Linked DNA regions of Homo sapiens: regions 2 and 3 are each linked to region 1. A link is a loop called in an ENCODE intact Hi-C map of the cell type or tissue named here. Cell type or tissue: heart right ventricle. All regions are shown on one strand. Links, peaks and the distances in the headings refer to the core of each region. The heading gives the core; the rest is flanking DNA. Region 1 overlaps AGK-DT (AGK divergent transcript). Region 2 overlaps TMEM178B (transmembrane protein 178B). Region 3 overlaps BRAF (B-Raf proto-oncogene, serine/threonine kinase).

What was found. Peaks named below come from ENCODE experiments on the same cell type or tissue, not always from the same donor. Only the 100,000 strongest peaks of a DNase experiment are listed, where the experiment ranks them.
Region 2: a loop joins it to region 1, with 6 times the contacts of the local background. A loop is called at or near these places in 22 of 110 quality-filtered maps.
Region 3: a loop joins it to region 1, with 3 times the contacts of the local background. A loop is called at or near these places in 46 of 110 quality-filtered maps.

Annotation. Positions count from the first base shown.
Region 1 is chr7:141,528,758-141,539,165 of GRCh38, reverse strand. The region is part of intron 1 of AGK-DT (AGK divergent transcript); the gene reads left to right. Among named protein-coding and RNA genes, the nearest start is that of AGK-DT, 17 kb to the left of the region's middle. In heart right ventricle, for the core only: a CTCF peak has its summit at 5,655 (motif pointing right); a DNase peak (open chromatin) is centred at 5,685; H3K27ac peaks cover 2,138 bases.
Region 2 is chr7:141,268,618-141,279,025 of GRCh38, reverse strand. All of the region lies in intron 2 of TMEM178B (transmembrane protein 178B), which reads right to left. Among named protein-coding and RNA genes, the nearest start is that of TMEM178B, 200 kb to the right of the region's middle. In heart right ventricle, for the core only: no CTCF peak of the experiment used is centred there; no DNase peak of the experiment used is centred there.
Region 3 is chr7:140,802,861-140,812,886 of GRCh38, reverse strand. BRAF (B-Raf proto-oncogene, serine/threonine kinase) reads left to right here. Exons shown (of 18, transcript NM_004333.6): 4 at 3,892-3,995; 5 at 4,825-4,927. Among named protein-coding and RNA genes, the nearest start is that of NDUFB2-AS1, 110 kb to the right of the region's middle. In heart right ventricle, for the core only: no CTCF peak of the experiment used is centred there; no DNase peak of the experiment used is centred there.

The DNA.
Region 1 (10,408 bases), core at 2,979-7,978:
TTCTAAATTATATGAGAGCAGAAACAGTATTATTCTTTCTTACAGAATATCCATATCTTTATTTATAAAGTGCCTGGCATAAAATAAATAAAGGTTGAATGATTGAATGAGCCATGAACTTCCTTTGCTTTCTGCCCTCCCACATACAAAATTACATTTGTCTTTGTTCAAACTTAATAGTACAACCACTTTCCTCTGCTGCAGACTCAGGGAGCTTATGTTCACTCCTCCCATCCACAGCTCATCCATCCACCCGTGCTTGGGATGGCACCCCCATCTTCCCGTCCCCGAGAAATCTGCCTCATCAGTCCTTTCCTCACTCTGGTATTTTCTCCCTCCATCTCCACTGTCTTTTCCTCTTAGCATATAAACCTACTCAAAATCTGCCCACTCTAACATAGAAATATACCAAAATTACCCCCTTTCTTCTCCTTGCATTCCCACTACAATTTTTAAAATAAATCTTATTGGCATAACATTTACATACAACGAAATGCACCCATTTTTAGTGTGCAGATTGATGACTTTTGATAAATGCGTATGTTCCTATACTGGCCACAATGAAGATACAGACATTTCCATTGCCACCCAAGTGTTCTCTTATTCTTTTCCAGTCAGTTCCTACATTCCCTCAGTCCACCCCAACACCAGCCAATCACTAATCTTCTTTCTACCACTGTATGTTAATTTGTATCTTTTAGAGTTTTACATAAATGGAATTGTACAATATAGAACCTTTTGTTTCTGGCTTTTCTCTCAACACGGTTTTTTTTTTTTTTAAGATTTATCCATTGTGTGCTTCAGTAGTTTGCTCTTATTGATGACTAGTAGCCCATTGCATGGGTTTACTGCAATTTTTTTCATTCATTCACCTGTTGACAGACATTTAGGTTGTTTCAGGCTTTTTGCCATTATAAACAAAGGTGCATTCAACATTTGTATACAAGTCTTTTTGTGATATATGTTTATGTTTTTATTTCTTTTGGGTAAATACATAGGAAAGTGATGGCTGGGTTTTATGTAAGTGTGTTTAATTTCTTAAGACACTGTCAAACTAGTTTCCAAACTGGTTGCACTCCTTTACATTCCTGGAAGCAGGATATGAGACTTCCAATGGCTCCACATCCTCACCAGCACTTGGTATGTTAGTTTTAAAACTGAAGACATCCTAATATATCTAATCATCTGTGGAAGATATTGACAAAGCATCTGTTGAAATGTTTTGCCCATTTAAAAAATTCTTCTTATTGAATTGTTAAAGTTCTTTATATATTTTAGATACAAATCCCTTTCAGATATATTTTGCAAATATTTTCTTCCAGTCTATGTTGTGCTTTATTTTTATAACAGTGCTTTTTGAAAAGCAAAAGCTTTACATTTGGTGAAGTACAATTTATTGATTTTTTTTCTTTTATAGTTCATATTTGTAGGGCCCATTTAAGAGTTTTTTGCTTAATGCAATATCATTCCGATTTCTCCGATTTTTTTTTTCTTGCAGAAGTTTTATAATTTTTATTTTTATTTTTTGGTTAGGTCTATTACCTATTTTAAGTTAATATTTGTGAACTGTGTGAGGTAGGGGTTGAGGTTCTTTTTCCCATATGCCTCTCTTCAGTTGTTCCAATGTTATTTCTTTTCTTTTCTTTTCTTTTCTTTCTTTTCTTCCTTTTTTTTTTTTTTTTTCTTTTTGAAATGGAGTTTCTCTCTTGTCGCCCAGGCTAGAGTGCAATGGTGCGATCTCGGCTCACTGCTATCTCTGCCTCCAGTATTCAAGCGATTCTCCTGCCTCAGCCTCCTGAGTAACTGGGATTACAGGCACATGCCACCATGCCCAGCTAATTTTGTATTTTTAGTAGAGATGGGGTTTCACTATGTTGGCCAGGCTGGTCTCAAACTCCCGACCTCAGGTGGTCCACCCGCCTTGTCCTCCCAAAGTGCTGGGATTACAGGCATGAGCCATGGTGCCTGGCCCAACATTATTTCTTAAAATGCCATCCTTTCTTCCACTGACTTACCTTGGCAAATCATTGAACCATGTATGTATGGAGTTTTTCTGGATTCTTTACTCTGTTTTATTGATCTGTATGTCCATCTTTATGCCAATACCATGCTATCGTGATTAATAAGGCTCTTTAGTAAGTCTTGAAATTGGCTAGTTTAAGTCCTCAATTTTGTTCTCTTTTCTCAAAATATTTTGGCTATTCTAAGTCCTTCGAATTTCTATACAGAGTTTAGAATCATCTTGTCAATTTATTTTTTGTCTACAAAAAATAAAACTGTGCTTGTGATCCAGATTATGTTGAATTTATAGACCAATTTAAGATTTAATCATTTTATAAAATTGAGTCTTCCGATTTATAAATATGGTATTTATCTCCATTTATTTGGGTATTATTTCATTTTTCTTAGTAATGTTTCTTAAGTTTAAGTGTACATGTCTTGCACCATATTTTGTTAAATATATTTCAGTGTTTTCCACTGTTTAGTACTGTTATACATGGTATTGTTTAAATTTCCATTTCCAATTGTTGATTACTAGAATATAGATATACATTTTTTTTTTTTTGAGATGGAGTTTCACTAATGGCGCAATCTCGGCTCACTGCAACCTCCACCTCCTGGGTTCAAGCGATTCTCCTGCCTCAGCCTCCCGAGTAGCTGGGATTACCGGCGCCTACCACTATGCCCAGCTAATTTTTTGTAAATTTAGTAGAGACAGGGTTTCACCATGTTGGCCAGGCTGGTCTCGAACTCCTGACTTCAGGTGATCCACCCACTTTGGCCTCCCAGAGTGCTGGGATTATAGGCATGAGCCACTTTGACCGGCCTAGATTACTTTTTTTTTTTTTTTTGAGACAGTTTCACTCTTGTTGCCCAGGCTGCAGTGCAATTGCACGATCTCGGCTCACAGCAACCTCCACCTCCTGGGTTCAAGTGATTCTCCTGCCTTAGCCTCCCGAGTAGCTGGGATTACAGGCATGCACCACCACGCCCGGCTAATTTTGTATTTTTAGTAGAGACAGGATTTCTCCATGTTGGTCAGGCTTGTCTCGAACTCCCGACCTCAGGTGATCTGCCCACCTCAGCCTCCCAAAGTGCTGGGATTATAGGCATGAGCTATGGCTCCCAGCCTAGATATACTTTTTTTTTTTTTTTTACATTCATGTAAAAAATGGATACTGTAACTTTACTAAATACACTTCCTTGGTATAGTACATTTTGTAGTTGTTAGGATTTTCCATGTATGCAATCATGTCATATGCAAATAAGGGCAGTTTTACTTTTTGCTTTTCAATCTCAATATTTTTTATCTCTTTATTTCTTTATATTATCAATTAGTATTTAAGGGGACTATTGCATAGAATTGGTGAGAGTAGATATTCTTGTCTAGTTCCTGATTTGGGGAGAAAAGCATTCTGAATCTCACCGTTAAGAGTTATCTTAGCTATATATTTTTCATAGGTGCTCTTCATCAGGTTAAGGAAGTTTCTTGCATTTCTAGTTTTCTGGGAGTTTTTATCATGAATCGTTGCTGTATTTTTTTGGCATCTATCTGTCTGCTCCTATGCTAGATTTAGGACTGGGATGAGAGTCCCAGTATAAATAGCACTGAATCCACTGGCAGAGGCTATGTGACACAGGAAAATGGAACAGACAAGCTTGGGGTTACAGACTCAGACAGTCATTGACGCTCTTTCTCCCAAACCTCCCTGAAGCTATTTGAAATTTTCCAGTTAAAGGAGGCTTAATTATTCCCATCACAAATACTCCTGAAGCACAAAGGACTCATAATATAATGAATATCAATTTGGTTAGATTGTTTTCCTAACATCAAACTGACAAGCACTGAGGAACTCGGAAGAGGTGTGAGAGGTAACGTTGAAACCCAGTAAGCCCTGGGAGGGGCAGGTTAAGATGAGCCAGCAGAGCGGGAAGCAATCCAAGAAGAGGAGAGAGATGTCAAAGAAAGGAAGAGAGAGGAGGCCATAGATACGTTTTACATTCTCATTGAGAGCCCTGGTGATAACCATTATGCCACTGAAATCCTGTTCTCCTACATTAATTCTTTCTTAAACAAGCAAGGTTACAAACAAGTATTTTAAAACAAAATTATGCTGTGAGCTGTTTTTGGCAAGTGTGCCCAAGGACTATTTTGGAAGACTGAATCCTCATTCAGTTCACAGCTATCTCTCTAGTCCAGATCGCTCCAATCAGGCTCTCCAGCATATTATCTTCCAGACCAGCACTAATCACTGTGTGCTTTATAGAGCACTATTTCAGAGGAGAGTTAATAGATATACGTACACACTCAAAAAAAAAAACCCCGAGAAAGAACAATAATTCCATGAGTGTTGCTAAACATGTATGTTTATATTAGAATTCAATAGGACTGTGGATATACAAATGAGCATAGTGAATTTTCAAAAGGATATTATAGTACACAGCATTGTATGTGGTATTTAAGTTGGAAATAAAACTCAGACTTCTGGACTTCGAGTCTAGTGGATTCAAGAGGTCTGGTAGAAATACTACTTGACTTCAAGACAGAAAGTCCACTTTCAATTTCCAGCTCTTCTGTTTAGTGTCTATCTAGGGGTGGTTATTTACAATTTCTGTCTTTCTTTCTTCATCTATATAAAGATAATTATTTGACTTACCTCATAGTGTTAATCATAAAGATTAAATTAGTATATGTAAAATCACCTAGTCAATATCTGATGCTGAATAAATGTAAGTTCTCCATTTAATTCCAAACCACATTCTCTTAAAGAAAAGGCAGATTTTAAAATTTCATTGTGAATTGTATAACTAATATAATCACCATGAATTATCAACAAATTAACTGCAATCTAATTAATATTTACAGTATTACATATAGAAACTGACCTAATTTAAGGTCAGTTAACAAGTAAAAGGAATATGAGTTAACATTATACATAAGATATTTAATGTATATATAACACATGAATTGCCATTCACATTATGAACATTCTAGGGAATTCTAGTTCCTGCATGAGACAGACAGAATGACCCAAGCCTTTAGGGGAACACTGTAGTTTGTGAGTTTAGAATAGAAATGAAGCTTATTGATCCATTGGTAGGAGAATATCAGTGCAATTGTAGCAAAACAAAGCAAATATTGAAAGAAAAGGGGTACTTTGAAGCAGCATAGCAAAAGAAAAGGCACACTCCACACAATTCAAGTTCTTGCCTCATATATTGGACATTTGACCTTGGACATTTCGTAGGGTTTTACTTGCTTTAAATATGAAATGGAAATAACACTTCCCCTGCCTGGCGGCAGGGGCTGGATCAGATTCTCTTTTTCCCTTCTTGGTGCTGCATTTCCTTTGCACGGCTTTAACTTTTGATCTTGGCCTCATTGTCCAAAACTACTCAATGTCCAAAACTGCAAAACGGTATGGGCAACTACAAAATCCTACTACTAACTGTGTATGTAATTGCTGAGATTAAGTTTTGTGACTTAGAATTCTCTGATGTGAATCCTAAAGCTCTCAATTTGCTCATTATGCCCACATAGTCTCTTATCTTAGACCTTAAGAGGAAAGTTTTAATCCTTGCAGCTTTAAACCAAGGCATTTGAATCTTAGTCGGTTGCTTTGGTAGTGCAGCCAGCCTGAAGAGCACACCACTAGGTGGCGCTGAAGATCCGGCTGTAGAAGGAGAATTGTCCATAAACAGAAAAGCGTTTTTCCCTCTGGGTTCCTCTATTAGCCAGCGCCAGCCTAGTGTTTGCTTTATTGTCAGGGATCTTGGAGATGTCTTGGCTTGAGTCTGACGCAAATAGTCCCCCTGCAGTGCTCAGCAGTTTGTAAAGGGGGTCTGGGGCCTGGCAATAGTCTCTCAAAGGCCTTATGAAAAGATCATTAATGACCCTCACTTTCTGCCTCCTCCCTCCACCTTCCCTCAGTCCCCAAGTCTGGCGGCCTATCCTGTGCTTCTTCAACCATTCATTCAAGCATCTACTGCATGCTTTTTTTTTTTTTTTTTTTTTTTTTTTTTTTTTTTTTTTTTTTTTTTTTGAGACGGAGTTTCGCTGTCGTCACCCAGGCTGGAGTGCAATGGTGCGATCTCGGCTCACTGCAACCTTCGCCTCCCAGGTTCACTGCTTCAGCCTCCTGGATAGCTGGGATTACAGGCACGCGCCATCACGCCCAGCTAATTTTGGATTTTTAGTAGAGACAGGGTTTCACCATGTTGGCCAGGCTGGTCTCGAACTCTTGACCTCAGGTGATCTGCCTGCCTCGGCCTCCCAAAGTGCTAGGATTACAGGCGTGAGCCACCACACCCAGCCTATTGCATGCTCTTATGGATCAGGCATACAGCTAGTAGTGCTGTGGTTTGAGAGACACATAACTTTAGCATTTCTTTCTCGATCTGCCATTAGTACCGAACCCAGGTACGGTGCATTAGGGTGACTGCTCAGGCTCTGCACTTAGGGGATCAGGCTGCTGGCAGCTAAGCTGTATTTCAAGGATGGGATAGAGTGGATATATTGTGTTTCTTATATTTACAACCAGCCCAGAATCCCTCCCTCCTCCAAAACACAACATCTGCATGAGGGCCTATAGCCTCCGTCCATCCTCCCATATCCATCTTCCATTCTTCACCTTTTTTTTTCTCTTTCGCATAGCTCTTGATACTATTTTAATTGAACTCTAAGGCAATGTAGTCTTTGGTCATTTTTTTTTAAGTAAAAAGTCTGTTGGGAATACACTTATAAATTGGAATATTACTCAGCAATGAAAAGAAATGAGCTATCAACCTATCAATTAAAAGACATGGAGGTGACTGGGTGCTGTGGCTCATGCCTGTAATCCCAGCACTTTGGGAGGCTGAGACACGCAGATCACTTGAGGTCAGGAGTTCAAGACCAGCCTGGCCAACATGGTGAAATCCCCATTTCTACTAAAAATACAAAAATTAGCCAGGTGTGGTGGTGTGCACCTGTAATCCCAGCTACTTGGGAGGCTGAGGCAGAAGAAATGCTTGAACCCAGGAAGCGGAGGTTGCAGCCTGGGTGACAGAGTGAGACTCCATCTCAAAAAAAAAAAAAAAAAGAAAAAAAGACAAGACAAGACATGGAGGAAACTTAAATGCATATTGCCAAGTAAAGGAAGCCAATCTGAAAAGGCTACATACTGTATGATTCCAACTATATGATGTTCTGGGAAAGACAAGGCTATGGAGACAGTAAAATGATCAGAGGTTGCCAGAGGTTCAGGGGGAGAGAGGAGGAGATAAATAGGCAGAACACAGGGGATTTGTGGGGCAGTGAAACTATTCTGTGTAATACCATAGTGGTGGATACGTGTCATACATTTGCCAAAACCCACAGAATGTACAACACAAAGAATAAACCCTAATGTAGACTATGGTTGTTAATTAATAATGATATAGCAATATTGGCTCTTCAATTGTAACAAATTGTTGCAAGGAGTTAATAATAGGGGAAACGGGATGAAGTAGAGAATATATGGGGACTCTACTTTCTGCTTAATTTTTCTGTAAACTAGAAAAGTCGATTAATTTTTACAAATGCCTGAGAGGGGCTGGGCGCAGTGGCTCACACCTGTAATCCCAGCACTTTGGGAGGCCGAGGCGGGTGGATCACCTGAGGTCAGGAGTTCGAGGCCAGCCTGACCAACATGGTGAAACCCATCTCTACTAAAAATACAAAAAATTACCTGGGTGTGGTGGTAGGCACCTGTAATTCCAGCTACTTGGGAGGCTGAGGCAGGAGAATTGTTTGAACCTGGAGGCGGAGGGTTCAGTGAGCCGAGATGGTGCCACTGCACTCCAGCCTGGGTGACAGTGTGAGACTCCGTCTCAAAAAAAAAAAAAAAAAAAAAATGAAAAGCCTGAGAAGAAAAGCCTCATATTTACATGGTGCTTTACAGTTTTCAGATTACTCCATTTGATTCTCACAAGAACATCGTAAATGGAAAAGACTAGAATTGCCCTGAGTTCACAGATTGGTCATCGAGGTCAAAGAAATCAAGTGACTTCTGGAGGCCACACAGCTAATAAACAGCAAGGCAATGACTTGAACCCAGGTCTTCTGGTTCCAGGTCCAGAGCTCTTTTCTCTATATTCTAAACACTTGCAAGCAGGGGAAATGTTATCAGTCCCCTACACTCTCCAGTGACTATTCTGTGTCTTTCCTAGGGTTTTAGGTGAGCTCAATTTGATAGAGGTATACAACATAAAGTATAACTCAAGACTTCACACTAAGGCTGACATGATTTAATGCAAGGATCTCATGCAGAAAACAGCATCTTCAATGTACTTTCTTCTCCCAACACTACCACCCATTCTTTCCTCCAGTGTCTTTTGGGATTTTAGCTTCCTCTACACTTTTAGGATAATCCATTATAGCAGGAATGAAAGCAGAGAGACCAGCTAGAAGAGGCTAGGGACAATTTTATATAACCCTGTACTGAGAATGTGGGATTGTTCCCTTAAGAAAACCACAGTGGCTTGTGATGGGATCTGGGCCTTCTAGAAGGCATCATCCCAGGGTAAATCATTGTTAGCTCTGAGACTGCATAGAACAAGTTTTCAACAGTGACACCTCGTGATACTGAGAATCAATAGCAATAGAAGACTGGAGACCCTAATTTTCTCTTTTGGGGGGGTTATGGAGACCATCCTGACTCCTCTGGAGGCTGTATAAACCTCCAGAATTCCTCAACATGGTGGACGAGGGGAATGAAAGTTCCCAACACAGGCACCTGCTTTCAGCAAATTAGTCATTTGGCCCCTTGTGCAATTGAATAGAAAAATAAAAGAGATTGTGGTCATGTTTGCACTTTGAGGTTGGCGAGCAGTTCACAAAAACTACAGCAAGGAATGTGTAATCCGGAAAGACACATTTTGGAAAGGACTGAAGTAGATTGGGAATGTCCATATAATGACCAGGGCAAAGCGGATGCAATGGAAGTGTCGTCTGACTGTGATTCTTATGTGGTGGCTGTCTCTATTGCGGTATGTTCTGGCCAGCCTCAGGAAGGTGGATGAAACTTAAGTAAGTAGAGATGTGGCCTGAAAGGGGAAGACCAATCTAGAAAGTGAAGAGATTACTGGTGAAATGTCTCTGGAAAGTGGAACTTTTCCTATGAGAAATAGACTGTGGTTTAGAAAGTCATAGCAAAGGTAACTTTTTTTTTTTTTTTTTGAGATGGAGTCTTGTTCTGTTGCCCAGGCTGGAGTTCAATGGCATGATCTTGGCTCACTGCAACCTCTGCCTCCCAGGTTCACGTGATTCTCCTGCCTCAGGATCCCGAGTAGCTAGGATTACAGGCACCTGCCACAACGGGCCTGCCTAATTTTTGTATTTTTAGTAGAGACAGGGTTTCACCATGTTGGCCAGGCTGGTCTCAAACTCCTGACCTCAAGTGATCCACCTGCCTCAGTCTCCCAAAGTGCTAGGATTACAGGCGTGAGCCACCATGCCCAGCCTATCAAAGGTAACTTATTTTCACATTTGTTACCCACAGTTTTGAGGAACAGTAGGGAACAGGAAAGATACAGCCTCGTTTGCATGGAGTCTGTGACATTCTGAGGGGGAAGTTAGATGTTCTAATGGGGAGCACAGCCCAGATGAAAATGACAGCCCAGATGAGCTGCTATTTCTTTCACCTTGCCCAGCCCACCAGACTTCTACCATTGCTATTGCTGAGAGAGAGCCGTGCACCCTTGTTACACATTGAGTTGTGTTCCCCAAAAAGACCCATTGAAGTCCTAACCCCCACTGCCTTGTTTATTTGGAAATAGGGTCTCTGCAGCTACAATTATTTAAGATGAGGTCATATAAGGAGTAAGGTGAGCTCTTAATCTGATCCGACTGGTGTCTTTTTAAGAGGCAGGGAGAAAGACACATGGGCAGGAGAATACCACATGGAGACACAGACACACGAGGGGAGGATGCCTGCTGACCATGGAGGCAGAAGTGGGACTGACGCATCGATCAGCTGAGGGATGCCAAGCACTGCCAGCAAACACCAGAGGCTTGATGGGGGCGAGTATTCTCCTGTGCAGGTATCAGAGGGAGCCTGGCCTTGCAGATACCTTGATTCCTGACTTCTGGCCTCTAAAATGGTGAGAGAATGAACTTCTGTTGTTTTAAGCCCCCCAGGTTTGGTACTTTGTTATGATGGCCCTGGGAAACTAGCACAGCTCTCATCTCTTGCCCTAAGTGAACTTATCCATCTCCATAATTTAAAAACCATCTGTTTGCTGATGATTCCCAAGTAATACAGTAAAGCTACATTAGATGAAAAGTGATTCAACTCTAGTCACTTGACAAAAAAAAAAGCCAACCCTACTTTTTCCATATTTCCATTTCTACAAACCAGACTTTGACTTCGCTTAAACCGGAAAAGAT
Region 2 (10,408 bases), core at 3,498-8,497, 260 kb after region 1:
TTCACACATGCTTTATTCACATTAATTTTGGTGGATTCTCATCACAAAGCTATTTTGCAGATAGAGCTAAAGTGCTCACCCTGGTCTAATGGTGATAAAGGATTTTCCTTACTTGGGTCCCAATTCTGCCTGCCTTTAATCTCCACCTTTCAACCCTTATTTTGCCCGTTGGAACTTTTCTTCTACACGATTATTCTTAAATTTCACCCTTCAGTCCTCTCTTTTCCAGGCTAACTAGACGGACCTCAGTAAACTCCCATCTAAATCCCTAATACGTTCCACAGCGCTGGTTGCACATATATATTCAAGCAGTGTTTGCTGAAGAATAAATGATGGAATTGCTCCTTACTCAACATGATTTCTAGACCCTTCACTTCCCTGACCATACCCCTCAAGAGGCATTTGCAATCTTTATTTTTTATTTTTTTATTTTTTATTTTTTGTGAGACAGAGTCTCGCTCTGTCACCCAATCTGGGTGCCATGGCACAATCTTGGCTCGCTACAACCTCCGCCTCCCGAGTTCAAGCAATTCTCCTGCCTCAGCCTCCCAAGTAGCTGGGATTACAGGTGCGCAGCCCCCAAGCCTGGCTAATTTTTGTATTTTTAGTAGAGACAGGGTTTCACCATGTTGGCCAGGCTGGTCTCGAACTCCTAACCTCAAGTGATCTACTGGCCTCGGCCTCCCAAAGTGTTGGGACTACAGGTGCGAGCCACCGTGCCCAGCCCTGCAATCTTTTGATGTCATGCCCATGCACAAGCCATGCACCAGAGGGGCTTAGCTATGCAGAATGCCAAGGCCCCTCGGCCCTCTTTCCCTGGGAACAAAGCCTTCATTCTGAAGCTTGAGATTGTGTATATTTCCTTTCTGGAAGCTATTTCCCACTGCCGACATCTATGAGACTGTAGTCATCTAAAATTCTTAGATATTCCCAATTCTGAATTTCTTCATTGGTATTTTAAATCTAAGAAGAATTCTCTAACATTTAGCCCTGTTGTATTTATTGTTATTAGTCTCCAAAGTTAGTGTCTTCTGCTCTTATCTGACTCTTCATATCTTCATATCTTATCTCTCCAACAAGATTATAAGGTCCATGAGATGGAATGTTGTATACTTTTATGTTAGGAATAAGTGTAAATGTTCAGCATGGTAACATTCAGCAGATATTCAATATATATATGCTGGTTCATTAAGATTCATTTTTACCCTAATATCCTTTTGCCCAGGACTCTCAACATTTGATGAATCACATCTAAGTCCCAGGGGCAAGCACCTGAAGACTTAGGTCAGCTGCCCCTCCATACATACACACAGTCACGAGCTGCAAAACGACATTTCAGCCAACAGTGAGCCACGTATATGACAGTGGTCCCAAGAGTTTACAATAGAGCTGAAAAATTCCTGTCATCTAGTATTTACTATACTATACTTTTTACTGTTATTTTAGCATGTACTCCTTCTACTTATATATATTTTTTGAAAACAAAGTTAACTGTAAAAGAGCCTCAGGCAGGTCCTTCAGGAGGGATTCCAGAGGAAGGCATTGTTATCCTAGGAAATGACAGCTCCCTGTGTGCCATTGCCCCTGAAGACCTTCCAGTGGGACAAGATGCGGAGGTGGAAGACAGCGAGATTGATGATCCCAACCCTATGCAGGCCTAGGCTAATGTATGTGTATCTTTGTTTTTAACAAAGAAGTTTAAAAAGTAAAAAATAAATGAAATAAAATATTTTACAAATAGAAAATAAAGCTTATAGAATAAGGATACAAAGAAAGAAAATATTTTATACAGCTGTATAATGTGTTGGTGTTTTAAGCTAGTGTTATTACAAAACAGTCAAAACGTTTTTAAAAATTAAAAGCTTTATACAGTAAAGTTGATTATTGAAGAAAGAAAAATATATTTTATAAATTTAGTGTAGCCCAAGTGTGCAGTGCTTATAAAGTCTACAACAGTGTATAGTAATGTCCTGGGCCTTCACATTCACTCACCACTCACTCACTGACTCACCCAGAGCAACTTCCAGTTCTGCAAGCTCCATTCACGATAAGTGCCCTATACAGGTATAGCATTTTTATCTTTTACACCATGTTTTTACTGTACTATTTCTATGTTTACATTGTTTAAATACACGAATACTATTGTGTTACAGTTGCCTACCATATTCAGTACAGCCACATGCTGTACAGGTTTGTAGCCTAGCAGCAACAGGCTATGCTGTATAGCCTAGGTGTATAGTAAGTAGGCTCTACCATCCAGATTGTGTTAAGTATGTTCTATGGTATTTGCATAACGGCAAAATCACCTAACAACACTGATATGGTTTGGCTGTGTCCCCACCCAAATCTCATCTTGAATTGTAGTTCCCATGATCCCCACGTGTCATGGGAGGGACCTGGTGGGAGGTAATTGAAGCATGGGGGCAGCTACCCCCATGCTGCTGCTCTCATGATAGTGAGCGAGTTCTCATGAGATCTGATGGTTTTATAAGGGACTTTTCCCCCTTTTGCTCAGTACTTCTCCTTGCTGCCACCATGTGAAGAAGGACTTGTTTGCTTCCCCTTCTGCCATAACTGTAAGTTTCCTGAGGCCTCCCCATCCATGCAGAACTATGAGTCAATTAAACCTCTTTCCTTTATAAATTACCCAGTCTCAGGTATGTCTTTATTAGCAACATGAGAACAGACTAATACAAACTCATTTCTCTGAGTATATCCCCGTCGTTCAGCGATGCATGAGTGTATTTCCAGCTCTGACTCATGCTTGTTTCCACAGGACTCACTGGATGTGCCCAAGGCAGCCTGCTGTCACCCAGGCACACCCGGCTCTCTATGACCCTCCCTTCCTCAGTTCCCATCACTGCCATCTCAAAACTCACTGTTTCCATGAGCCCCAACCCACTGCATTTTCCCCATGTCCCCTCAGCCTTTCTAATACTCAGGAAAAACATCTGGAGCAAACTGGTGAGCACTGAGGTTAATCAAAACAGAGGAAGAATCATCCTTTACTTTAAAATGGGATTCCCTCTATAAAAGTTGTCATGGATTTATTTTTATAAAATATGATCAGATGTGCCCATATGTACTTAACATGCAGCTCTCCATGAACACATCCATTGTAGCACGAGGAGCCTCTGAATCTTCACAAATCATTGTTCTCTGCAGCAATGATGCTTCCAGGCTCCAGCCAATGGCCTTGAGAAACAGTCTGTCATTGATTAAGTGATAATGAATTCTGTACAACAAATAATTATGTATAGAAGTGCTTTCCTTGGACTGTATATATTGCCATTTTTCCATGAACCTTATAATGAAATTAAAGAAAGCATAGTCTTATATCCAGAAGGCACCTTGATTGAGCTATTTACATTATGAGCAAGGTAAGCAGAGAGGTTTGCAACTTCTTTATCCTGCTTTCAGATACTAACAATCCTTCAGTGAAACTCACCCATGAGCACCCCCTCTGGATGCTGAAGGGTGGTGCTCCCATCCTTCCCCTACAGGGTTCAAAGGATTATTGCCAACTATCTTATAGGAGAGGCTGGACATCAGTGCCCTTTCATCTGAAGCTCCTGCAGACGAGTGGGGTGTTACAAGGCAAACTACACAGTTTTCAACATCTCACTATCACAAAGTCATCTGGATACCCCGTTGTATACATTCATAAAAACTGCAGCTATAAGTACTTTACTGACTCAAATATGACTTTGATTTTGTCTTTTCTTAGGAGAGGTACTACACTTGGGTAGAGCCTTGCTGGGACTCTTCCCAGTTCCCAAGACAGTGCTGGGCATAGGAACTTTTGTTGTTGTTGTTGGATGGTTCGTTAATTTTATTGAGTTTTGAGTATCTTGAATACAAATCCTTCATCAGATATGTGATTTGCAAATAGTTCTCCCAGTCTTTGGCTTGTCTTTCCACTCTCTTAGTGTCTTCCAGAGAACCAAAGCTTTACATTTTGATAAAGTCCAGTTTTCTGATAGTATTTTTATCTAAGTTTCCTTTTCTAAACCTCCACATTGCTAGCTCTTGAGAGATAAAACTTAAATCTTCGGTTTTTAGGCAGCGGAGGGAAGGCACATGTTTTTGGGACTTCACTCGTTTGGTTCCATCCACCCTTGGTTGGAGTCTGGGTTTCATCCCAGGCAGCGCTGCCATTAGACCAGGGCAACAGAGCTGCCTCCTTGGTCCCTGCTTTTTAGAAGGCCCTGATTTGGCCCTCCTCCAGCTGTGCCTTTGCCCAGGGGCCAAAGGGATGTTCCCATGCAGACCTCACCCTCCGCCCTCCTTCTAGATCACAAACTCCAAGTGTCCAGGACTTTGGAATTCTCTGTCCAAAGAAACAGCCTATTCTTCATGTTTCTTCCCTTGAGGGCATGGATTTGGGCATGGACAGAGCTTGGACCTGCAGATTGGGTTGCCATACCTGTGGAAGTGAGGACCCTCCTGGAATGGAACAGAGCCGGAATAGAAAAAGAAGGGGGTGGGCCTTCTTTGGATTCCATTTGCACTCTTGCTTCAGCCCCAGGCCCAGGTATACAATCAAACATTTCCAGGAGTGATTTATGATAGAGAGTCAGAACCTATGAAATCCAAATTTTTGCAGCAAGTGAGTTGTTGGATAGACGAATATGCTGCTAATAGAACCAGAACACACACAGAGGAGGGGTCTGGAATGGGAAGAAATATTATAAGTTAATTAAGTCATTTAATAAAAATTTGTTGAGCACCAACTTATGTGCCTGGCATAAGACTGAATAAAACAAAGATTTTGGCCTGGTTGAATTTATATTTTGGTGGGAGAGATGGACAAAACACAAAGCCATTTATAATGTCAGGTGGTAACAAGTGCAAGGAAGAAAAAGTAAGGCGGGGGAGTGAATGGGAACTACTTTCAGAAGAGGAGTGGCATAGAAAAGCTCTCTAAAGACGTGACATTTGAGCAGAGTTCTGAAAAAGTCATTATGATATCTGGGGAAAGTGTTCTAAGTATTCAGTTTGCTGAAGAGCAAATGTAGAGGGGCAGAGGCAGCAGTTGGTTTGCCGAAGAAACCACCACCAAGTGGTATGGATGGGGCTCAGTGAGGAAGAAACCTAGGAGTAGGAGATGTAAGTCATCTTTAGAGACTAGTTGTTGAGTTTGAGAAACCTATTACATCCAAACATATGTCCACATGCCCAACAGGCAGTGGGAACTAGAAGTCCAGAGATCAGGACCAAAAGTGGTACTGTAGATAAAGAAACGGGCATTGCTAGTGCCTGTATGGAGATGGTGAGAGCAGTGAGAGCCTCGGGCAAGGGAAATGCTGGCAGACCTGCTTATAGCTGGAGGCAATGAGAGAATAAATACAAGGGCACACTCTCTCCGCAGTCATAATTACTGGTCAATTTTCTGAAATAGTATCTGCTTAGATGATTAATAATCACTATTCTATTCGTTGTAGAATGCAATGCTTTGGTTTGGTTTTATAATTATATCTTAGTTTGGCATCATATCTGTGCCTTAATGTTTCTTCAAAAATGGCTCCATTTCTCACTCGCTTCTTATATTCCAAGGACCCTCAGGGTTTAACATTTTGTTTCTGTAGCATTTTTTAAATATTTAATTGATGAATAAAGATGGAACATATTTAAAGGGCACAATGTGATAATTTGATACATGTAGACATTCTGTAATAATGATCACAACCAAATTAATGAACACATCCATTACCACTTATGCTGTATATGAGCTCCCCAGAACTTGTTCATCTTATAAGTGAAAGTTTGCACTCTTTGATCAACATCTCCCCATTCTCCCACTCCCAGCCTCTGGTGACCATCATTCTACTACTCTGCTTCCACGAGTTTGATTTTTTTAGATTCCACATATACATAAGATCATGCAGTATTTGTCTTTCTTTGTCTGGCTTATTTTACCTAGCATATGTTCTCCACGTTTATACATGTTGTTGCAAACAGCAGAATTTCCTTCCTTTTATGGCTAAATAATATTCCATGGTGTGTATATATGTGCGCATATGTTACATTTTCTTTATTCATGCATTGATGGACAGAGGTTGATTCCATATCTCGGCTAGTGTGAATAATACTGTAATAAAAATGGAAGTGTGGATATCTCTTTGACAGACTAATTTCAGTTCCTTTAGATACACACCCAGAAGATGATTGCTAGATAGAACGGTAGGTCTATTTTTAATTTTTTGAGGAACCTTCATGCTGTTCTCCACAATGGCTGAAAATCAAGTTGCTGCTGTTATCTTGTCCGCAAGTCATGTTTAAAAGCAGCAATGAGAAGCAGTGCCTACACTGCTCAGGGTGGATGGCAAGGGCAGCCCACGGGCTGATGTGCAGAGGGGAGCTCTCAGAATCTCTGGATTTGTGGGCAGGAAAGAGGTTGTGCCTACAGATATAATTCCCAGCACTGGGGCTCTCAGGACCTCTGGTGGAATGACCCAACAGTTACATTTCAAAATGGAGGTTTTGTTTTTTGGCAGGGAAACAGCATAGTTGACACTGAATGTTATTTGTAGATTTAACTTTAGAAGGTTTAAACCATTTTTCTTGTTTTCAGTGAATCATTTCATGGAAATAGCCATATATTATTCCTTGTTTTAGAACCAGATTATTTCTTAAATAAGGGGGATTGGAAAAGTGAATTATGCTAGTAAAATTCTCAAATTGCTTTGCACGATATCAATTCAGTGAGATGCATTCCTGCCTTCACAGGTAATGGCCCAAATTTAAAGTAACATAATCAACAACCAGGATTTGTCAAACATAACACTATGTGGGAATGTATGCTAACCACTGCAGGAGATGGGAAATGCATTAGGAATTGCCCTCAGAAAATGTGCCACTCAACTGGTAAGCAGAGGCATGAAAATGAACTATAGCATAAGGCAGTGAATGGTAAGCAGTTTGTGCTACCTGAGCTATATGAGTCCATAGAAGAGATCACTTCTGTCTGGGATGTCCAAAGAGGGGGTAGGACTTGAACTGAGCACTGAAGCATGGAGAGAAGGAGGCCCAAGCAATGGGACAATATGTGCAAGGACATGAAGATGAGGCACAATAGGGCAGATCTGAAGGTGGAAATGCAAGTTTAAATGCTGATACTTACAAGCTGTGTGACCATAGGCAAGTTTGACCTTTCTGAGCTGCCATTTTCTCATGGTAAAAGAGAGATACTAGAGGAACCTGCCTCACAGGATTGTCATGGAGAATAGAGGAGATGATACAAGTGAAGCACTAGGCAGCACCATACTTGGAACTAAGGGAAAGCCCGCAGTCAATGTTCAGTATTGTTACACTTGCCAGATTGTGAAAGAGCGCAGGCAACCCTTGAGTTGAGCTCAACGCTGGAGCCAAGATCAATGACAGAAGGATTTTGTTTTGAAACAGCAACTAATGACCAGAGAGAGGAAATGGGTCATGAAGCTCCATGGTGCCTTTCATGAAAATGAATGTAAGGGAGTGATTCAGGAAAAGGGACCACGATCAATACCAGCAGACTCTTCCTATGCACTGGGGCCCATCTCATGATGAGCATGAGAAATGGAGTCCATTCACCCTTGCCCAGCTCCTACACCAGTTACACTCTTTAGACCAAAAAGCTCCTAAGAGGAAAGTCAGAAGGAAACCAACTCAGGGAAATACTTGGGGATGGTGCCTTACAATCTTTGCCCCCTCATTCCTTCCCCTCAGGAAACCACAGGAAATGAGAGTTTACTGAAGGCAGAGATGACTGAGAGTACTTGCTACAATGCTTGGGACATGGAGAGATTTTGAAGCAGGCCTCCTGCCACCCCAACTCCAGCCTCTCAGGAAATGGATGAAGGAACAATACTCACTGGAACCAGATACAGCTGCATGTCTCACCCAGGAGCCATTGCTGGGGTAGGGACTCCTCTGTTACTCAGGGCAACAGATAAATGGAGGAGACAATCGATTGTCCCTTTGAAGTCCCAGGGGAGACTTCTAGAGCCCATATTGAACATACCTGGCTTAGAGGACTTGGGAATGAGAAGGCCTGCAATGTACCTGCCTGTCAGCTAGTACTACCATCCACAATGTTGAAGATGGTACAGCAGAAATGTACAGAAGTGAAAAGAACCAGGAGGCTTGGGAAGGCACAGGAGAGACAAAAGAGGCTGACTGATGGAAACATTCTTACACACCTGGGCTAAGCAAGCTAGCTCAGTGGCCAAAGTGCAGTGGCATTTTCTTTTCTGATACTAGAGAGATAACGACATCGTTACTAAGGACATGACAACATTTAGCAGCGAAGGCTAGCAAGAGCTATGCTTCAGTTTCTGGAGGCTTGTGAAGAGAATTTATCTTTCTTTGTATCCTTTTGATTAAACCTCAACTCGAATCCTATAGTGTTTTTAAAAAGCCTATATTTTAATTAGAAATGATGCTTTAGCAAGACTGGAAAGAAGAGCAACAAAACAATCATTCAAGGTAGTGAAACAACTCTTGGTGAACACATTTCACAACCAGAAATAATGTTAAAAGGTGGCTGAATACACTTATTACTACATTACATGAATCTTTAGGATTGAGAGAACCTACCCAAAGAAAATTCCCGAATGTCAGCTTCTTATTGTCCCTCGGCAGGAGAATTGCTTGAACCCAGGAGGCAGAGGCTGCGGTGAGCCAAGATTGTGCCACCTACAGCAGATGCTTCCTAGAGATGTAGACTGCTCACCTGAGCTTCCGGGCCTGACCCAGGTGCTCCCCAAAGCTGTAGACTGTCTGTACCCACCTGAGTGTCTGGGCTTGAACCAGGTGCTCCCCAGAGCTGTGTACTGACCATACAAAAATCAGAGCTTTGAACAGGGTGCTCCCTCAAAGGTCTTTACTTCTGCTACTATATTCTTCCAAAACCATACAATTCTTTTCTGTTGTTGCTTTTGTTGTGTTTTTTTTATGAGTTTTTTGTTTGTTTGTTTTTTTGAGACTGAGTCTCACTCTGTCACCCAGGCTGGAGTGCAGTGGCATAATCTTGGCTCACTGCAGCCTCCACCTCCTGGGTTCAAGCGATTCTCCTGCCTCAGCCTTCTGAGTAGCTGGAATTACAGGCATGCGCCACCAGCCCTGGCTAATTTTTGTATTTTTAGTAGAGATGGGGTTTCACCATGTTGGCCAGGCTGGTCTTGAACCCCTGGCCTCGAGTGATCCACCTGCCTTGGCCTCCCAAAGTGCTGGGATTACAGGTGTGAGCCACCCTGCCTGGCCGCAAAGTCACACAACTCTTATAGTAGAACTTCAGGCACCACTGCTCTCCATTCAAAAGACATAAAGTCATCGATATCTAGGGAAATCTGTCCTGTCATGAATGTCTAGCCAGTCACTGCATTTCATACTGTTGATAAATGAGAAACACAAGACTCCAAAAATTCATGGAAAAAAGATTAAAAGATAAAAATAAAAAATATAAGCTTCATTTCTCAACATAGCTCCATCAAGCTCAAGATACTTTTGTAAGAGATGATATCAGCCATTCAGTTCATCCCTAAAGTAGTGGGGGTACTGGGAATTTAAGCATGTGAATAAAGTCTTTTTTACATTATTAACTGAAGAAAAATTGTTTCTCTTTAAAGCTGTTTTAAAATTAGGAAACAAAGGCCAGGCACAGTGGCTCGTGCCTATAGTCCCAGAAAGCACTTTGGGAGGCTGAAGCAGGCAGATCACCTGAGGTCAGGAGTTCAAAACCAGCCTGGCCAGCGTGGTGAAACCCCATCTCTACTAAAAATACAAAAATTAGCTGGGCATGGTGGCGTGCACCTGTAGTCCCAGCTACTTGGGAGGCTGAGACATGAGAATTGCTTGAACCCGGGAGGTGTAGGTTACTGTGAGCCAAGATCATGCCACTGCACTCCAGCCTGGGCAACAGAGTGAGAATGTCTCAAAAAAAAAAAAAAGAAAAAAAATTAGGAAACAAACAGAAATCATAAGGAGCCAAATTAGGACTGTAAGGTAAATGGGATGCCTAACAATTTTCCTGCTGAAACTCTTGCAAAACCCCCTTGAAGGATGAGAGGAATGAGCAAGAGCATTGCCGTGGTAGAGGACTCTCTCCACCACGGCATTTTCTGCTAAAGCTTTGTTAACTTTCTCAGAACACTCTCATGATAGGCAGGTGTTATTGCTCTTTGGCCCACCAGAAAGTCAATAAGCAAAGGGCCTTGAGTATCTCAAAACTGATGCATGACCTTTGCTCTTGCTTTCATTTTCTCTCTTAGAAGCCACTGTTTTAATTGTGCTTTGTCTTTGAGATCACACTGGTAAAACCAGGTTCCATCTCCTGTTACAATTCTTCGAAAAAATGCTTCAGGATCTGGATCCCACTTGCTTACAATTTCCATTGAAAGCTCTGTTCTTGTCTGCAGCTGATCTGGGT
Region 3 (10,026 bases), core at 4,860-9,859, 730 kb after region 1:
CATTTGTAGTTTATTCTGGTATACAATATGAAGTATGGATGAACCTTTTTTTCTAGATTAGTTCCAGTTGTCCCAGCATCAGTTATTTAAAAGTTCATCTTTACCCCATTTCAGATGTTGCCTTTATCTTATTCGCACTTTCTTTATGTGTTAGGGTCTATTTTGGTCTTTCTGTTTTGTTCCATTGATTTCTTCATCTGTTGTACAGGTACTATCATGAAAGAACAAATAGTATAAAAATTCAGCCTACAAAAGTGGAATTAAGAAGGACTGATAGATGGCTTGCCTTGGTAATAGAGCAGAAAACCAAATTTTTGCCTGTTGATGAAATATATATGCAACTTAGGATCAGCATATGTAGAGAAGCATGAGGGAGCATAGCCATATTTGAAGTGCATTACTGGAGTGCCTAAGGGAAATTACCAAAGAGGCTGAAGGATAGATAGCTCCAAGTCATTGGTGGCCTTTTATGACACATTATGGAATTGGAATTTTATCTTACAAATAATGGGAAAATTTTAAGCAAACTAGTGAAATTTAAGATTATATATTAGAATGGGTTAAATGCTGAGTTCAGTGAACTCAGCGTGGGCTTCAGATTCCACAAACCCTATGAAATTTTGTTTCAGAGAGCACATTTGAGGCTTTCATTAGATTCTCAGAAGTCTTTCTCTCTCTCCCCCTCCCACCCTCACACACACACACACACACACACACACACACACAGGTGTGCATGCACATGCATGCCCAAAAGTTAAGAATACCTTCTTAAAAGTAAAAAATTAAAAACAAAGATAAAAAAGAAAAAAAGAATGCCTTCTTTAGAAAGATTTCTATGGTAACATAGGATAGGATACATTGGATGTGGTTTAAAACTAAAGATCGGTCACCAGTCAGGAAATTTTGGCATTAGTATAGGCGGAAGACGAATGGCACAGGGAAAAGTGAGCTTTCACTTAAGTTTATTATTTCTGAAAGGTTACAACCAGTTCTCATTGTTCGTAGTAGTTATGGTCTATAAATTCACTACAAACAATTAGTGAACACTGAACCTTGCTCCTAGGGGAAGTACAAGGATTATTATTATTTAAATGAGCCAAAAAACCCCTCTGTATATTGGCCTCTAGGTTGTTTCTTCCATTACAACAGGTTGAGACCTATTGGCTTAAAAGTGTGCTTGCACCAAACTAAATTTTTTGTACATCTAATTGTTTTAAATATAATCCTGATAAGCAGATTTTTAGCCACTGAGAGCCTGCCTACTTTGCAGTCCCCACAAAACTGCTTTGTACTCAACATCTATTAGGTATAAATAAGATCAAATCCCAAGGCTATAAAGATTCCAAGCTGCTGTTGCCCTTTGGAGCTCTTTGATACATAGACTCCCTGCTGGGTTGTCTAACATTGTCAGCTAGACATATAAGCTCCCTCTCCTACTCCCCTCTCCCCTGAGAGTCCCCTAGCCCTCCTCTTCTGGGTGATAGCCACTCCACCTCAGCTTCTGGCCAGTCCTGTTTGGGTAGTGGCCACTCTGCCTTAGCCTCTGGACAGTATGCTTTAAGGACATCCTCTGCCTGCAGATCTGTCAATGTCACCCAATAAAGCTATGCATGCTACTGCCACCTCGTGGTCATATCTTTTTCCTTGATCAGACCCCAGATCCTTCACATTTAAAATACAGTTAGGTTCCTACCAGCCTCTAGTCACATTTTCATCAGTCAGTCGATACGTAACCTTGTTTTGTGTGTGTTTCTGTTTAAAGACATATTGTTGATTCATTAACATTGAACTCACGGCTGACATTACTATAACTCATGCCTGAAGGAAGCTGGCCTAACACATGTACTTACTCTGCCAGGGACATTATAGCCTTCTTATGCTTACCAGCCCTAAACAGCACGTGAGCACTATGCTTAGGGATTATTTTAAACAGAAGAATCATCAACAAGAAGCACAAAAGTGAGAAAAAAGTGGCACCAAATAGGCTCTGCCCAGGATACTTGTTTATAGTATGAAAATTGAAACAAGAAGGCAAGAGAAAGCTTCACTGTTCAACCTCAGTTGGAGAGGTGCATGCATTAGGCGACTCAAATATCTCATTGCTCTGCGCATGTCTATGAAAGCACTAAGAGTATTGACTTTAGAGTTACAAATAAATTTTAGCAAGTAGAGAGATTTCAAGTATGGACTCCACAAGTAATGAGGATCAACTGTACCATCCAGTCTCTTTAATACTTCCAGTGATGAGCCCAGTCTCTCATGACAAACTTTTACCTTGCTGGGTAGGTAAAAGTTCAGGGTTTTTCTTTGTTTGTTTGTGACAGTATCTCGCTCTGTCACCCAGGCTGGAATGCAGTGGTACGATTTTGGCTTGCCGCAACCTCTGCCTTCTGGGTTCAAGTGATTATCGTGCCTCAGCCACCTGAGTAGCTGGGATTATAGGCGCCCGCCGCTCTGCCCGGCTACTTTTTGTGTTTTTTAGTAGAGATGGGGTTTCACCATGTTGGCTAAGCTGGTCTCGAACTCCTGACCTCAAATGATCCACCCACCTTGGCCTCCCAAAGTGTTGGGATTACAGGTGTTAGCCACTGCACCCAACCTGGATAGTTTTAATGGTTATATTGCACTACCCTCTGCGTCCTGTTATTTCTGGTCATAGATCCTAATTAGGCTTTCTGGACTCTTTCCCCCTTCAATATATTATTTGAATTCAGCTGTCTTATATTTACCTTTACCCCCTTTTTTTCCCCTCTAGCATAAATATTCCCAATTTCTTTGGAAACTTTTGGTTTGCTAAGCACCTCAATTTAAATGAATGGAACTTATTGTTACAAACTAACATTTCCCCTTCTTCTTACACCTCCCAATAAAAACTGTGTCCTCTGTATTCACACTGCCTCACTGTAGTCTACACCTTCAGTTCCAAGTAACTCAGATTTGCCTGTGGGGGATGAGGCAAGGAAAAGGCTAAAGATAGATAACTTTAAATATACAGAGAGATTACTTTTTTTTTCCCTTTCCCTTTCCCTCCTTCTCTGTCTCTCTCTTCCCATGTCATCTTTGCTGCTTCGTATGTTAGCTTCATTCTATAACAGATTTTCTCAGTGTGGTGGAGAATATGGCCATTGAGGGCTCCAGATTTGTATCTTCTGCAAATCTACAGAACTACAGTAGAAACAAGGACTTTTCTCTGTCAGTGTCCATGTGTCAATTTAGGGAAGAACTCAGGTACTGTTTGGGTCATATATATAGCCCTGGACCAGTTGCTCTTGCCGGGGGTATGGGAAACTGATTAGCCAGCTTCTGTCATCTGTAGTGACATAAAAGTAGTGACCCTTGATAGCTTTTCTAGTACCATGTGGATTTCTAGAGAAGGGAATATTCCCAGAGGAAACAGGGGCACCAAACAACAAATATCAAGTATACATGTTAAGACAGGTTTTTTTCTTCCCGCTATGTTTAGGGCCAGTAAGAGGTCTCTTAAGGACAGTCAGTGTGATTGAAGGGTTATACAGTTTTCAGCTTTGAACAGTATTGGATCAAAATTGATTTTGCTTTTAATATTGACATCTATTATTGCTCAGTGATGGATATACTGCGTTGGTGGGTATATTGTAGCAGATACTGTTACTTCTTCTTTTTATATGTTTAAAGTATTTCATAATTTTAATAAAATAGAAAATTAACTTTGCTTTGATTTAAGTTGGTGAATAATAACAAATATTTGGGTTATAATTTCCCTTTAGTATTAAGTTAGCTGTAGAAATGGTGTTGTATCTGACCTAGTAACCCATTTGACTTTTTAAAGATGAATTACTAAATTTTTTTAATGATATGAAAAAATGTAATTTGCTCCCTTTACCTCTTATCAATATATTTATGATACCATAGGTACCTGCAAGGTGTGGAGTTACAGTCCGAGACAGTCTAAAGAAAGCACTGATGATGAGAGGTCTAATCCCAGAGTGCTGTGCTGTTTACAGAATTCAGGATGGGTATGGTTTGTATGTGACGTGAAATTTTGTTTAAAAAGAAAATCACACATTAAACTTTGAAGTTTTCTTAGGATCTTTACCAAAACCTAGGGAATTGAAAGTGTACTTTAGGAAAAAGTATTAAAATAATACTAAGTTAGCCTGAAGAAATACTGTAGGCCATATGAGGAGTTAAATAATTGTATATGACTGTAGGGTTTGTTACTTTGATCAAATGATTTTATTTGGAATTTGAGATTCTTACAATTTTTGAACCATTCAGAGTGTGATTTATTTGGATAATAGACTCTTACCCCCCTCCCATTTTTAATACAAACTCATAGTTTCACAAAAGGTATATCAAAATTAACATTTTATATTGACCTACTTTTCTTTCAGAAAGTGTCTAACATTGTTCCAAGACCCTCACATTTTGAATCCTCTTTAAAAAAAAAAAAATTATTTTGGGGGCATGTTGTCCCTGTCCCTTGAGTACTCTTTTTCCTTGAATGGATAGATAAGTCCGTACCTGTGATTTTTTTTTTTTTTTTTTTTTTTTTTGGACCCCAGGAACAATCCATTTTCTGCTGTTGTAGGTCTTTTCTGGAGCTGACTTGAAGAAAAGAGTACATCTCTTTACCCTGCTGTTTGTCCAAGAGTGATACATTTATTTGGGGTAAACTTAAAATTAATTTATTGCCATTTAAATTTCTAACGATGGAATATTAGGGAGCCAAACCTCCCTCACTGTTACTAGCCCCTCGATAACCAATTTTCATATCTTCAGCATGAGGTATATGAATATTTTTAGGTGTAATAACCAAGAAAGGCTTGTGTCTACATTTTTCAGAGAGAAGAAACCAATTGGTTGGGACACTGATATTTCCTGGCTTACTGGAGAAGAATTGCATGTGGAAGTGTTGGAGAATGTTCCACTTACAACACACAACTTTGTATGTATCTTTACATTTTTTTTTGAAATGTCAAAAATGTTTAGATTTTAATGAATGAATTTTTATTTAGGGAATGTGAAATATGGATGAGTAATTTTGGAACTGACATTTTACCTGAGTTGAAATCAGTTGTTTTCTTTAAAAACTTGTATTTAAACAAGAGTTTAATTTTAATCTTTATACTTTCTTTTTAATTTAAAAAAGTAAAATGTATGCATTGTTAAAAGATAATTTTGAATAGTGCAGAAGTATGTCAAGTAAAAAAAGTGAAAATACCCTCCTAGAGGCCAACATTTGTTTAGATTAACAGATTATTGTTCTGTCTTCCAAACTTTTTTCTGTGTACACAAACGTGTGCTTGTACCTGTAAGCCTAAAGTTTTTTCCTTTCTTTTTTTCTCTCTTTCCTTCATTACTTTCTTTTCTTTTCCCTTTCTTAAATCAAAGTAGAGCCATGCTATGTGATATTCTTTGCCTTATTTTTTTTTAATTCAACAGGATGTCACGGACATCTTTTCATGTCAGTATACCTGGCTTTATTTTAGTATGACTATGTAATAATTCGTAAGAATAGGAATTCATTATATTTAACCATTTCTCTATTGATAGACATTTAAGTTTTTGTATTATAAAAAATCTGTTACATACAGGGCTAAACAAGGTCTTTCTGCATATATCTTGACACACTTGTACACACCCTTGTGTTTCTGAAGGATAGGTTAATGGAAATAGAATGGCTGGATATTAAACTCTCCATGAGGCTTTTTTCTTTGTCTGGTTTTTGCATTTGCTAGAACCTAGCATAAGCCTAAGGGTCACCAGCATAAGGCCCGGAATGTGGGACCTTTCCACCTTAGAGATGAGGATCTACATAGAACTTGAGAACTTATCCCCTAAAATGGCAGGCAGAAGCCAAAAGTTGTCTCTGAATCAGGAATACATTTCTTACTTTTCTCTATGTATGGAATTTTGGCCAGAGTTTTTTCTAGGTGGATAATTACTGCTACCCTTTAGGCGTCAAGTGTTTTCCCATGTGTCTTGGTGATTAATCCAGCTGGGCTCTTAAAGCAGATGATTGATTAGATTATTTCCTTTGGGGTTTATGCTTTCAAGCCTCCATTAGTAGTGAATAATGAAATCATGTTTGTGTTTCTGTAAGGCATTTTTTGGGAGAAGTGTAAGATACACCTAATGTCAATCAAATTTTACTGTGCAGCAAATAATTTTTTAACATGTTGAATTTTAAGTGGATAAATCTTAACATTTTTATTTAAGTTCTTAAGAATACAAATACAGTTGAGCATACATTTCATAGTGATTACTACTCTGTTTCTTAATAATTCTTCTTAGCTAGAAATTGAATATGAGGAGATAAAAGAAAGACCTAAGTTGCTAAGTGTGAGAAAATAGTATTAAAATGATGCCTCAGGAAGGTCCTTGCCACAGAAGGATTGTGAAAGCAAACTGCAGATTGATTCCAGAGTATGGAAATTGTCACCACTCAGTTGGATACCTGCCAGTAAATTTTTATTGAGAACTTTCCATTTGCCAATACCATATCTTACCTAGGGATATGACAAATGAATAAGACAGTGTCACTGCCATAGAGTAGAGAGAAGATTTAATAAATTTTCATAAACATTCATAATTACTATATATGTATAAAGTTCTATAGATGCACAGAGATTCCTAACCTGGCTTTTGAGGAGTTAGGAAGGTTTCTCAGAGACAGAAATATCTAAGCTTAGGCCTGATGGATGAGGAAGTAAGTATCAAGTAAAGAGTACCCTAAACAGAGGGAAGAGCAAGAAAGCATGTTACCTTTCAAAGTTTTGAAAGAAGTTCAGAATGGATGATACAAGGTTGAAGAGTAGGTTGTTAACAGTATTGTGGGTAGAATAAGAGTTGTGGGTAGAATAAGCAGAGTCCAGCTCATGAAAATCCTTGTTAGCCATATTAAAGATTTGGATTTTTCTGTAAAATAATTAGAAATGTAATAGTTGTAAGCTTGGGGAGAAATGTGATTAGATTTGTGTGTTAGAATGATTGCTCTGAGTGCCATATAGAGGCAAGATCAAAAACCTATGTTCTGCTTAGAAAGGAAAAGTGTTCTTGGCTGTCTTGGGTTTTGCTTGGCTATTCAAGGAGGGCTGCTTATGCCTCATGGTTTCATATTATAAAAGCAATCCCTTCAGTATTTCTCTATATCCCAAGAGTCCTTGGGAACTGGGAAGTGGGAAAACAAGATTTGAAACTTTTATATCCAAACCTTCTCCTTTTTCTGCAGACACTCAGTGTCTTCCTTCACACAGCCCCACACCTTACAAATTAATGCATGCAAATTACCTTGACTGTGCCTCTCACTAATTTGCCATACATATTTATGTATACTCAGATACTAGATTAAGTGTAAGCTGTGACCCAAAAGAAAGATATATCTTCCTGTGCTCATCTTTATTGACAAAGGTATACTTACAGATACAGGCATATATTGCTTAAAATTTATGATCAAATGCATATCCACATGTTTTCTTTCCTTCAGCTGTTTTGGTCACCTACCTACTTGGTTTGGTGAATAATGGCCACATAAAAAATTTTAAAGATTTTAAAATTTCTTGTATATCCAGAGACAAATGGAAAAAGAACACAATTAGAAATAGACATTTACCTGTTTTATATCCCCTAGAAAGTGATACATAGGAAAAAAGGTGAAGAAAATAAGAGTCACTTTTAAAACTAAATGTCCTCAAAAAGCCAGAATGTATTATATATCAGGATGTAATTTTCTTGAAATATTTTCAATAACTTTCTATTCTTAATGGAACAGAATGTGTAAATAAATGTGTATTGAAAATGGACTTTTGGCTGGGCACAGTGGCTCATGCCTCTAATCCCTTGAGAGGCCGAGGCAGGCAGATCACTTGAGCCCAAGAGTTCAAGACCAGCCTGGGTAACATGACAAAACCTCATCTCTCCAAAAAAATACAAAAAGTAGGTGGGCATGGTGGTGTGCACCAATAGCCTTGGCTATTCAGCCTGAGGTGGGAGGATAACTTGAGCCTGGGAGGCAGACTTTGCAGTGAGTCATGATTGTGCCACCATACTCCAGCCTGGGCAACAGAGCAAGACCCTATCAAAAAAAAAAGAAAAGAAAAAGAAAAGTAGACTTTTGATGTTGAAATCTATTTAATGTATCATAAAAAAATTTACATGTAGCAGAATAGATTAGGAAGTTCTAATTCATGTTGTATATAGTCAGGGTAAGTAGTGTTGTATGAATACAGTTATATATGGAGTCATAATGTAAAATATCATTATTTGTGATTAAAACTCTGAAAAACTGGGCACAGTGGCTCACGCCTGTAATCCCAGCACTTTGGGAGGCTAAGGTGGGCAGCTCACGAGGTCAGGAGTTCAAGACCAGCCTGGCCAGCCTGGTAAAATCCTGTCTCATTTGAAAATCTTGTGAGTTGTAACTGGTTTTATACAAAATATTGAAGAGTGGAAATTGTATAATTACAATCATGTAATTAAAAGTATTAACCACCCCCCCCAAAAAAAAAACCTGTCTCTACTAAAAATACAAAAATTAGCCAGGTGTGATGGTGTGCGCCTATAGTCCTAGCTGCTCGGGAGGCTGAGGCAGGAAAATCGCTTGAATCCAGGAGGTGGAGGTTGTAGTGAGCCGAGATCGTGCCACTGCACTCCGGCCTGGGTGACAGTGAGACTCTGTCTCAAAAAAAAAATCTCTGAAAAACTGAAATGAATTAAGAATATAGAGGCCGAGTGTGGTGGCTCATGTCTGTAACACTCTGGGAAGACGAGGCAGGCGGATCACTTGAGGTCAGGAGTTTGAGACCAGCCTGGCCAACATGGTGAAACTCCATCTCCACCAAAAAATACAAACGTTAGCTAGGCATGGTGGTGCATGCCTGTAGTCCCCAGCTACTTGGGAGGCTGAGGCAGGAGAATCACTTGAAACCAGGAGGCAGAGGTTGCAGTGGGCCGAGATCCTGCCACTGTACTCCAACCTGGGCGACAGAGCGAGACTCCATCTCAAGAATACAGAGCAAAGAACAAATAATGAAATAGAAGTCACCCATGCTCTCGCCACTCTGAAGTAGCCACTCACATTTTGATATTTATTCTTATATTTTCTTATTATTATATACACTAAATAAATATATTTTAAGCAATTTCTGGCTTTAGTGGGATAGATTCTTCCTAGTGCAGTTCTGTTACGTGACTCATGTTCTACATCATTTGCCTTTGACATGGAATTCTTAACATGTTGCCTTCTAAGTTTCACCTAGAGAAGTGTTCACAAATAAGTTTATGTGGCCCAAACATTCTAATCCTCTAAGAAATTGATCATTTGTTAGAAAAAATAGATCTTATTGTCTTTTAGGTGATTTTTCTGTTTCTTATTTTTTTTAGTAAGATTAGGAAGAGCTGTTTCAATTTTCATATGATTACTTACTAGTTTTATAAATAATTGTTTTTACATTTTTATCCAAAGTTAACCATTATGTTTTTGGACCATAGATCAGGGGTTCTGATTCTGTCAGCTATTTTGTTTTTGTTTTTGTTTTAGCTATTATGTAGATTGTATTTATAGTCTCTCTCCCTCCCACCCCCAATTCCACTCTGGAGGAATTCACTGTTAATTTTTAATGGTTTCTGTTTTAAGCTCTTTTGGTGATTATTTTCATCTTACTAAATACAGTTACACATTGCCTGATGACTGGGATATGTTCTGAGAAATGCATCAATGGTGATTTTGTTATGTGCTTACACAAGCCTACATGGTATAGCCTAACTATACAACTAGGCTATATGGTAGAGCCTATTGCTTCTAAGCTAATAACCTGCACGGAATGTTACTGAACTGAATGCTGTAGGTAACCTTAACACAGTGGCAAGTTTGTGTATCTAAACGTAGAAAAGGTACAGTAAAAATACAGTATAAAAGATCAAAAATGGTCTACCTGTGTAGGATACCTAATATGAACAGAGCTTTTAGGACTGGAAATTGCTCTGGTGAGTGAGTGGTGAGTGAATGTGAAGGCGTAGGACATTACTATTTGTTACTGTAGACTT